Linked DNA regions of Mus musculus: region 2 is linked to region 1. A link is a loop called in an ENCODE intact Hi-C map of the cell type or tissue named here. Cell type or tissue: left cerebral cortex. All regions are shown on one strand. Region 1 overlaps Msh3 (mutS homolog 3). Region 2 overlaps Msh3 (mutS homolog 3).

Evidence for each region. A loop is a pair of places that touch in the nucleus more often than their neighbours do. Peaks named below come from ENCODE experiments on the same cell type or tissue, not always from the same donor. Only the 100,000 strongest peaks of a DNase experiment are listed, where the experiment ranks them.
Region 2: it touches region 1 in a loop (2.5-fold over the local background); 2 of 42 quality-filtered maps call a loop at or near these places.

What each region holds. Positions count from the first base shown.
Region 1 is chr13:92,325,865-92,330,864 of GRCm38, forward strand. All of the region lies in intron 8 of Msh3 (mutS homolog 3), which reads right to left. Among named protein-coding and RNA genes, the nearest start is that of Dhfr, 26 kb to the right of the region's middle. In left cerebral cortex, no CTCF peak of the experiment used is centred here; a DNase peak (open chromatin) is centred at 2,035.
Region 2 is chr13:92,244,234-92,249,233 of GRCm38, forward strand. The region is part of intron 19 of Msh3 (mutS homolog 3); the gene reads right to left. Among named protein-coding and RNA genes, the nearest start is that of Dhfr, 110 kb to the right of the region's middle. In left cerebral cortex, no CTCF peak of the experiment used is centred here; DNase peaks (open chromatin) are centred at 2,921 and 3,502; H3K27ac peaks cover 2,014 bases.

The sequences.
Region 1 (5,000 bases):
CAAGCTTTTTACATAGAAGTCAACAAACTCATCCTCAACTGAGGCTTTGGTCAGTAACGTGTTCAAAAATGTCATTTTTGTTTTTAGGGTTTTTTTGTTGTTTTGTTTTTGTTTTTGTTTTGTTTTTAAATAGAAACTGGAGCCTTCTGCTGGGCAGAGAAGGGGTAGGGGCTAAAATAGAAACTGAAATAACAAGAGGAGAATGTGACTACTCTACAGTACAGAGAAGAGTTTTATTGGATATGAAAGGGGGAAAGCAGGCAGACGGGAGAGTCCAGGCTGAACATAGCCACAGACTAAACTGGACCATGTGAGTGGGAGGGAGAGCAAGAAAGAAGTTGTTGACCAAGAAAACAGTGTAGCCAAAACTGCTGAGTCAGACAGGGATCAGCCATCCGGGAGGGAGGGTTGGGGGCACGGTGGGAAGGACCAGGAAGAGCCACGGGTACTGACTGAAACTTGTCCTCTGTTTGAGACCTAACAGACACAATCACACTGGTCTACACTGCCACCGTGAACCACCCCCCCAAGAAAAAAAGAGAAACACACACACACACACACTCACACACTCACACACACACACGCTCTTGAGGTTTTGGAGTTCTCATCTCACCATTTACTTTCTTTTAAATATGAAATAAACAAAACAAAAAATACATCTAAGATTCTTTTAACTGATATCCTAAAACATCGAAATCTATAATGTTCACTATGAGACTATAAAATCCTAGCTCCCTTTTCAAAGTCAAGTTTAAACTAAAACCTTGGCACCTATAACTGAATGTGTGTGAACCATCTTCTCTACGTACAGTATCGAAACAGCTGGCAAACTAAGGAGAAAAGTGAGCCTTAACAACCCAGCTCAGACCATCACAATCAAAATGCCTATTAAAGCTAAAACCGTAAACTTGAACTATATAAACCTTTACAAAAAGAAAATATAAAAGTCTTCATGCTTCTAGAATAGGCAGAACTCAGATACAGAAGACCTCACTAAAGGGAATATTGATATTAAAATCTTTTGTTCTTCTGTGTTCATGAAAAATTAAAAGCTAAGCCAAAAGCTTGGAAAAAACATCAGAGGGGGGAGAGGGAGAAGGAAGAGAGAAGAAGAGGTAGAGAGAGAGAGAGGGAGAGAGAAAAAGGGAGAGGGACAAAGACAGAGAATGTGTATGTACGCAGGCATGTGTGGTAAACATTTGACCTAGAATAATTCCTACACCGCAACACAAGCAATCCAAGAGATAAAATGGACAGAGAGGACACATGGATGAACATCCAGTAAATACATGAAATCACTCTATCCAGAGAGAACTAAATTAAAACCCAAATGTGAAATCACAATTTGCTCATTACAGTGACTCAAAGTGAAAAGACACAATGGGACAATAGATGCGAATGACAAGCCACAGCACTCACACACTGCAACAGACAAGCTACAGCGCCCACACACTGCAACAGACAAGCAACAGCGCCCACACACTGCAGCAGACAAGCTACAGCGCCCACACACTGCAACAGACAAGCAACAGCGCCCACACACTGCAACAGACAAGCTACAGTGCTCACACACTGCAGCAGACAACACACACTGCAGCAGACAAGCTACAGCGCCCACACACTGCAGCAGACAAGCTACAGCGCTCACACACTGCAGCAGACAAGCTACAGTACTCACACACTGCAGCAGAGAAGCAAAACTATGGAATTACTATAAAGAATATTTTTTGTTTTGTTTTGTTTTGTTTTGCTTTGCTTTGTTTTTCGAGACAGGGTTTCTCTGTATAGCCCTGGCTGTCCTGGAACTCACTTTGTAGACCAAGCTGGCCTCGAACTCAGAAATCCACCTACCTCTGCCTCCCAAGTGCTAGGATTAAAGGCGTGCGCCATCACGCCCAGCTATAAAGAATATTTTTGTTTTCCACAGGGATGAATATATATGTTTACCTACCTAACCTAGCAATTCCACTCCTAGGTCTATCCAAAAAAGTATGTCTGTGAGAAGATAGAGCACAGAGGGTAGTCTTAACAGCTTTCCTGAAAATAACCACAAGCTGGAAACAACCCAAGGATTTGGCAAGTGAAAAATCAACAAACCCTGGTATATTCGTCTAAAATAAAACTGCACACCAATTAAAGAGAACAAACTTTCCTCCCATACATTCAACACAACTACACATTTCTTTGAGCAAAGGTAAGAAAGTAGACATCAAAGAGTCCACACTGTAATGATTCCAGTTGTGTGAAACCCTAAAACAGCCTGCCCTGCCCTGCTCTCTGACCCCAGTGATCATATCATCAATGTTGTAGTGAAGGTTGGAGATAAAGAGAGGAGCCAGAGAGAGGCAGAGGAAGTCTGGAGAGAAGGCGGAGCTTTACCCGGGATGATGGCTGCAGGATGTTACACTAGCAGTGACTGAAACAAACTTACAATGTGCAAAGCTTACTGCATGTAAACCACAACTGATTAAAGCTGACTACAAATAAAACTTTTGAATCTGCTGTATATAATTTAAAGCTAAAGACTTTTTAAAGTCTTAAACTAACATGACTAAATTCCCATGGAAATGTAAACTCCAAACCCTTCTGAGTAAGATTTTGATTCCAGTATCTACCCAGGAAACTGCATATCTTTCACTTTAAAACAAAAATACTGGACTTCAAGATGGACATTCTAATCTAGTTATGGTGGCACACGCCTTTAATCCCAGCAGTCTGGAGGCAGAGACAGGTGAATCTCTGTGAGTCTGAGGCCAGTCTGGTCTACAGAGTGAGTTCCAAATCAGCCAGGACCAGAGTTTTCAAAGGGCCAGTCTCAAAAAATTATATATATATTTAAAAAGTATATTTTATATCTACACAACTTGAGGTATATTAAATGTCAACTAGAACTTATACAAATATATAGACATAGTACACTAAAAAATTTACAAATAAAAAAATGTTTCTCCCTAAGATCTAAGCCAGCCTTTGAAAAGCTTTTTTTTTTTTTTCTAAAAAACTCCATTTTACGTATGTATGAAGAAATACAACAATGAAACATTCTCAGATAGCTGGAAATTTTTCTCAAAATGTCTTCCATGCATTAAAAGCATTTTTTCAGCAAAACAAAACCAGGCCATTTCACTCAGGTTATATGCCTCGAGTCCAGAGGCTGATTAACAAACCCATCTTTAGGCTACTTCAAGGGGCCTAAAGTCCTCATCCAAACTAATGGTTTTCTCCAGAAATCCTAATTCTGATATTATACCAAGAGCAACTTCAGAATAAGTTTCCTAGAATTCATAGAACAATGAATAATGCATGTACAGATGTGCATTCATGGGTTACAGGCTAAACTGTGACCCCATGAACTTATCCATAGCCTAGCATACCTAAGATGGAGTCTTTACATGGGTGTCTGTTTCAGTGAGATCATTGGAGTGGGCTGTACTCCAGTATTTAAAACAACACCAGAAATGTGTACATGTCACAAGCACAGAGGACAGTGATATGGGGAGACACTAAGAAGACAGCTGAGAACTGCCCTTCCTTCCTAGCCTCAAAAGCAACACTGCTGCCACCCTGACTTGGGACCACGCCCTCCTGTGTGAAACCGTGTTAGGCTGCTCACACACCTAGTCAGTTGCTGCAATTCCACTAGAAGGATCAACAGCGCCTCAGGCACGAGCTTACAAATCACTATTATAACAAGGAAGACGCCAAGAAGAATCACTTGGTATCTGCCAGTTTCTAGAATGCCAATACTCTGACCTACCATAGATGATTTTAAGCTAATGTTGTACAAACTTGATACAAATTACTAGAAATATATCAACTCTAGAAAGCTTCTATAAACTACTGCATCACAGAGCAAAACCTGATGAGACAGCATTTTTATTAGCTAGTAAGTACTCCAAAGGACGGCCATGCTTAGAACCACAGCTGCATTTACAGGACAGCAGCTGGAGAACCACGGGATGAATGGTTAGGGTGCAGAAGATAGTAAGAAACAAGTGTAGCAAAAGTACAGTGTGACCTCTAAATAGCTTCGGAATGCTAAACATAAATGAAAAGGAAATCAGACTGGAAAAGCATGCCTGACCTCAGGTATATGGTAATTAATGCAAGCAAGGGATCTGCAAATCAAACTCAAATGGGCCATTTTACTCTTTCTGCATAAAATATTATTTAAAAGCATTGAATTGGGAGCTGGAGACATGGCTGACTCAGCAGCTAAGAGCGCTTGCTGCTTTTGCAGAGGACCAGCACCTACACTGACTGGGTAGTTCACAACCACCAGAACTCTAGTTCTAAGGGATCTGACACCCTCTTTTAGCCTCTATAAGCACCCACGTTTGTGTGCATGCACACAGGCAGACAAATGGACAGACAGAAACACACAATGAGACAGGCACAGACACACACACACACACACAAAAGAATCATCTAAAAAATATGTAGAAGCATTGAATCAAATTGGAATTACTTACAATTATGAATCTTACTAGAAAAAAAAAATCACTGCCTCATTCTCTTTACCACATTTTTAAAATGTTCACTTTTTAAAATTATGTTCATGTATGTTTATGGGCCGTAGTATGCTCACGTATGTACTAGAGTCCACAGAGACTAAAGGCATAGGATTCTCTAGAGCTGCACTTACAGGGGCTGTAAGGCACCAACAGGTGCTAGGAATTGTTCTCTCTAAGAGCAGTGCATGCTCTTACATAGTGAGCTGTCTCTCCAGGCCCACTTACCTCTCTTCTAAGTCGGCAACCTAGAGTCTCTCAGGACAAACGCACAAAAATCATACAGTTACCCCATTCCCAAGGGGAAAGCCATAAAGCACCAGCAATCCAGGCTGCACTAGGTAGGGACACCTACATTTTAAGTTAGAAAGAAGACACCCTCAAACAACTGGCATCATGATGACCCCAGAGGACTCTGTGGGGAATGGTGACAGCTGACTCAGCATTACTTACTACAAGCAGCCAGGGTTTAAGTGTAGAACTGCACAT
Region 2 (5,000 bases), 82 kb before region 1:
AAATCCATCTTTATAGAATGTGGTAGAACTATTTTTATAGTAGCTGAGGGCCAGCAGGAAAAATGTCAGTTTTAAAGTGCTTTATTCCCTGAAAATGTCAATCAATGGCAAGCTACAGACAAAGCCTTCCTCTGCACAAGCCCAGTCAGTCTCTGCACATTTAAGGACAGATGAATAAGGAGCAGAGAGGGAGCAGTGAGGAGGGACAGTGAGGCTCACCCCTGAGATGCCAGGGCAGTGGTTTAACCCTGCCTGATCCTTGCATCCTACCCATCTCCCATTCGGTAGAACAGTAGAAGCAAGGCTGGTTTCCCGCTCTTCACTTACAGATAAGAAAACCAAGGCCAGGTGATGGGTGGCCCATCTCAGGAGACAGTAAAATAATGGTAGAACTGAATTTGAATTTTTATTTGCTATCACCACTCAGACCCTCTATGCCTACATAAGAAAATGTGATATGTGGAAGGAACTTTAGGATGGAAAGACATACTACCATGGACAACTTGTTTCTGGGTAAAGTAGTAATGAAGGCTCTGTGAAGTAGGAAATAACATTTTGGGTCTTGAAGAATGAACAAGAGTTCAATTGATGGCCATGGGTTAGAGACAGGAAGAAAAAGAAACCTCAGGGCAGACACCAGCGCAGGTGATTGTAAGAAAAGGAAATCAGCATCAGTGAGAGAGAATGGCTGTGTGGCTAAGAGGTTTGCAGTTCTTTCAGAGGACCTGAGCTCACTTCCTGGCACCCACATCAGGTGGTGCACAGCTACCTACAACTCTGCTCCAGAGGATCTGGTGTCCTCTTTTGTCCCCTAAGAGCACCCATACACAGAGCTGCACTCACACAGAAACACATGCATATATATGGAGGTTAATAAATCAAGTTAGTATCGAACAACTGCCTTCTCAGTGTTTCAGAAACAAGAGAGGAGATACAAGATACAAGCCCTATAATACAAAGTAAGTACCATTCATACTTCCCTGGAGCTAAGAGATGGCCCAGGTTAGATGTCCCTTCAGCTCTTCAGAGTTCCCAGCACCCATGTCAGGCATCCCAACCATTCCAGCTCCAGTGGAGCTGGTGAGCTCTCTGGCCTCCACAAGCACTTACACCCATGTGCACATACTCACACACAGACACATGTGCACACATATAATTAAAAATGCATCTCTAATCTTCCTCCTTCACTTTCATCCTTCAGTTCATTTATCTAATTATCACACTATATAAAACACACACACACACACACACACACACACACACACACACACACACACGACAGTGATCCTATTTGTATAATCTAGCCAGGAAATGAAGTCAAGCTTAAAACTCAGATGTTTTAGGTAAGGCATTATCATTGTACTTGGTAATTAGGGATAAAGTCAATGACTACAGTTGATTCAACTAATGTTACATTTAATTTGTAGCCAAAGCAAGTATTACTGGGCATCTAAAACAACTTGTACTGGGAGGGAAGAGGAAACTGGGCAGTTGGTCCTCATTCTTACCAGCTTCAAACATTCTTATATACAAAGAAATATGTGTCTACTACACACCATAGACAGTACTGAGGACTAAAGAACCTCAGGTTACTTCTTGACCTGGACCCTAGTACTTGCCTCTAGGGCACTTAGGCAGTAGATTTCCCACAACCTAAAGAGATCCACAGTTCAGGGGCTTCCTGGAGATTCTCTTTGCACACTAGACTCATTTTCTCTCCCATGCAACAGTACTTCCTAAAGCAACACAGTTGAATTTATATCACTTATCTCAAAACCAAAATACAAGAACTCGCACTGCTTTCAAAAGCCCACCCACCAGATAGCCATTTGGGTCAATAAACAAATAGTCACAGGACAGTCCATAATATGACTGCCCCAAGCAGTGTGTCCTTATTTTTTTACAAGGTCATGAGGATATAAGGTACTGTCTTAGTCAGGGTTTCTATTCCTGCACAAAACATCATGACCAAGAAGCAAATTGGGGAGGAAAGGGTTTATTCAGCTTACATTTCCACATTGCTTTTCATCACTGAAAGAAGTCAGGACTGGAACTCAAGCAGGTCAGAAAGCAGGAGCTGATACAGAGGCCATGGAGGGATGTTCTTTACTGGCTAGCTCAGCCTGCTCTCTTATAGAACCCAAGACTACCAGTCCAGAAATGGCACCACACACAAGGGGACCTCCTCACTTGATCACTAATTGAGAAAATGCCTTGCAGTTGGATCTCACAGAGGCATTTCCCCAACTGAAGCTCCTTTCTCTGTGACAACTCCAGCCTATGTCAAGTTGACACAAAACTAGCCAGTACAGGTACCAACTCCTTAACCCTTAAGGGACAGTCACAGCCCTGGGGCCAACATCTGCCTGGCCAGAGCCAACTCCCTCTCTTGTTTTATTCCAGTGTGGAGTTAAACTGGCATCATTTCCTATGTTTTCCAGGCAGTAAGCATGGGTGAAAAGCACCATTTGCCCTAGACTATGCCCATGTTTCAAGAAATTATCTAAGGCTCAACTCAGACAGCCTTGACATGGCTTTCCCATTCTGAGAATTAGTCTATCATGGGTATGAAGAGGAGTTACGCTGTAGTATCTCATTTTTCTTCTATTTCTTCAGTGTAATATTCTGTAAACTGAAAAATCCCCAATTCCGAAAAACTAACATTTTCTAGAAGAAAAAGAAGAAAAATTTCAAGTGAGATTTGGAGCCTGCTGAAGGCGTCTCAGTAACACTGTGAGTAGGAGCCTGCTGTGTATTAGTGGTGTGCTGTGGGCACTGGTATGGCACCTACACAGTGTAGACGTGTACACTGCCTGTCCTTGTCAAGCTGGAACCCTTTGGGAAGCACACCAACAAGAACAAGCATCAGTACAAAGCAGGGGCGACACAGGGCAGTGGGTGTGGGGTGTAGGATCTATCATCAGAGCACTGGTGAGGGAAGGCTTCAAGCCAGGAGGCATCTAAGAGGGAGAAACAGCAGAGCTTGTGATGATGCGAGGCGGGAGGCAGGATGGGTGAGATGGGGAAGGAGGACATTCTCTGTGGAGGGAATACCATCTGCCAAGCCCAAAGGCAGTTCTGTGAGTCCCAAACAGCTGGAATGCACAGATGAGGGCAAGCAGGAGGGAGTCGAGGCAGGTTAGCAGAGGCTACAAGGGGAAGTGAACGGAGGACTGCACTGGAGGAGGCAGATGGAGGACAAAGCGGAGACAGAAAAGATTCCTAAAACTGAGAGAGGGAAAGTCAGAAAGACTTTCTTTGCTCATGAGAACATAATGATTTCATTAACACAGAGCCCAGGAAAGCTAGCATCATTTAGATGTAAGAAAGGTGAATTCTCAAAATGATGTAATTATCAGAAGTAACAATGCTACCTAACTTTGAGGACTTTTCTGCCAGGGTATAGTTTATAAGTTAATAGGCAGAGTACATTTTAGATAGAATCTTACATAGTAAGTTCTTTCTCTACAACATCCCTGTATATAAATTTATACCCTGAGAAACAGAATGCGCTTCACCATAGCAACAGGCTATATCAACTCCTACTCAAGTTAGGAAAAGCATATGTAAAAGAAACGAATATTCTGGGACATTCTAAGCTGTCTAACCAGGAAAAACTACTACACTTACCTTGTAAAGATCTAAATACATGAGTTAATGATTCTTTAAAATGCTCCTTGATTAGAAGGCTGCTTTAATTCTTCAAATTTGACTTATTAAAAAATATAATAGATTATTTTTTAAGAAGAAAATGAAAACATAAGGAAAAAAGAAATAAAGTAGCAGTGGCAAGGGTAAGATCCTTGGATCTGTGGACAGGCATGAGCAGAAACACAACATGTTTCACGGGTATTTATCCATTAAATACGAGCCAAGCTATTAGATATTAGAACTATATTACTCTCTCTAGAGAAGCTATATACTATTGCTATGAAAACTAAAAACACAGGTCTTATTCTCATATAGGCTTTGCCTTAAAGACAATTAAGATTAGTATTTATTAACTTATATGACAACTGATAGCATACACATCTGGTTGCTATGGTCCGAATGTCTATGCCTCTCCCCTGTTCTCAGGGAATTATAAATCCTACGATGACAGTGTCAAGGGTCTTTAAGATGTGATTAATATACAGGGACTGAGAGGGACCTCCCCTTCTCCCACCAAGTGAGGACACAATAAAAGGTGCCACACTAAAAGTACAAAGCCAGCTCCCACAAGGTACAGACACCCACCCTGTCTTCAATTCTGTCTTCAGAGTCATGAAAGATAACTTCTGTTGTCTATAACCACTCCATCTGTGGCACTTCAATGAAACAGTTTGAACAGGCCCAACACACAGATTGGAAGCTACTATCAAACCCTGTATGGCATGATAGGGAACATGACAGTAGACAGAACTCAAAGCTTTTCATCTTACTTCACACACGTATGACTGCTCAAACGACGACGTCAGAGGTCTTTGCTCTGGGGCCCAACTTGGAATGCTGCTACTGTCCCAACACCCTGCAAACTTCTCTCTTACAGCTCAGTTCTCCCACTGACTTAAAAACCTAATACTCTGTATCCAACCACTCTGTGTGACACTCCTGTCATGCATAGACTGCTCTCTAATACTCTGTATCCAACCACTCTGTGACACTCCTGTCATGCATAGACTGCTCTCTAATACTCTGTATCCAACCACTCTGTGACACTCCTGTCATGCACAGGCTGTATCTTGCTGCGCTTTTCCATTCAGGATCCACACATTTTTGTTTCTTTAGGGCCCTCCCACAGTTGCCCTTACTGCAGGCATCCACAAACCTCAGTTAGCATCCTTGATGTCATCCTCTAAAGAAACCCAGCTGACAGTTTAGATGGTCTCAGTAATCCTGTGGACAACTCTAACTTTTCTTACCCATTATCTTGTTTCATGCTCTCCTTCCCAAAGCCCTGTTCCCCGCTTCCTAAATCTTGCCATCACTGACAATACCAACAGCTCTGAGATCTTGCTTTA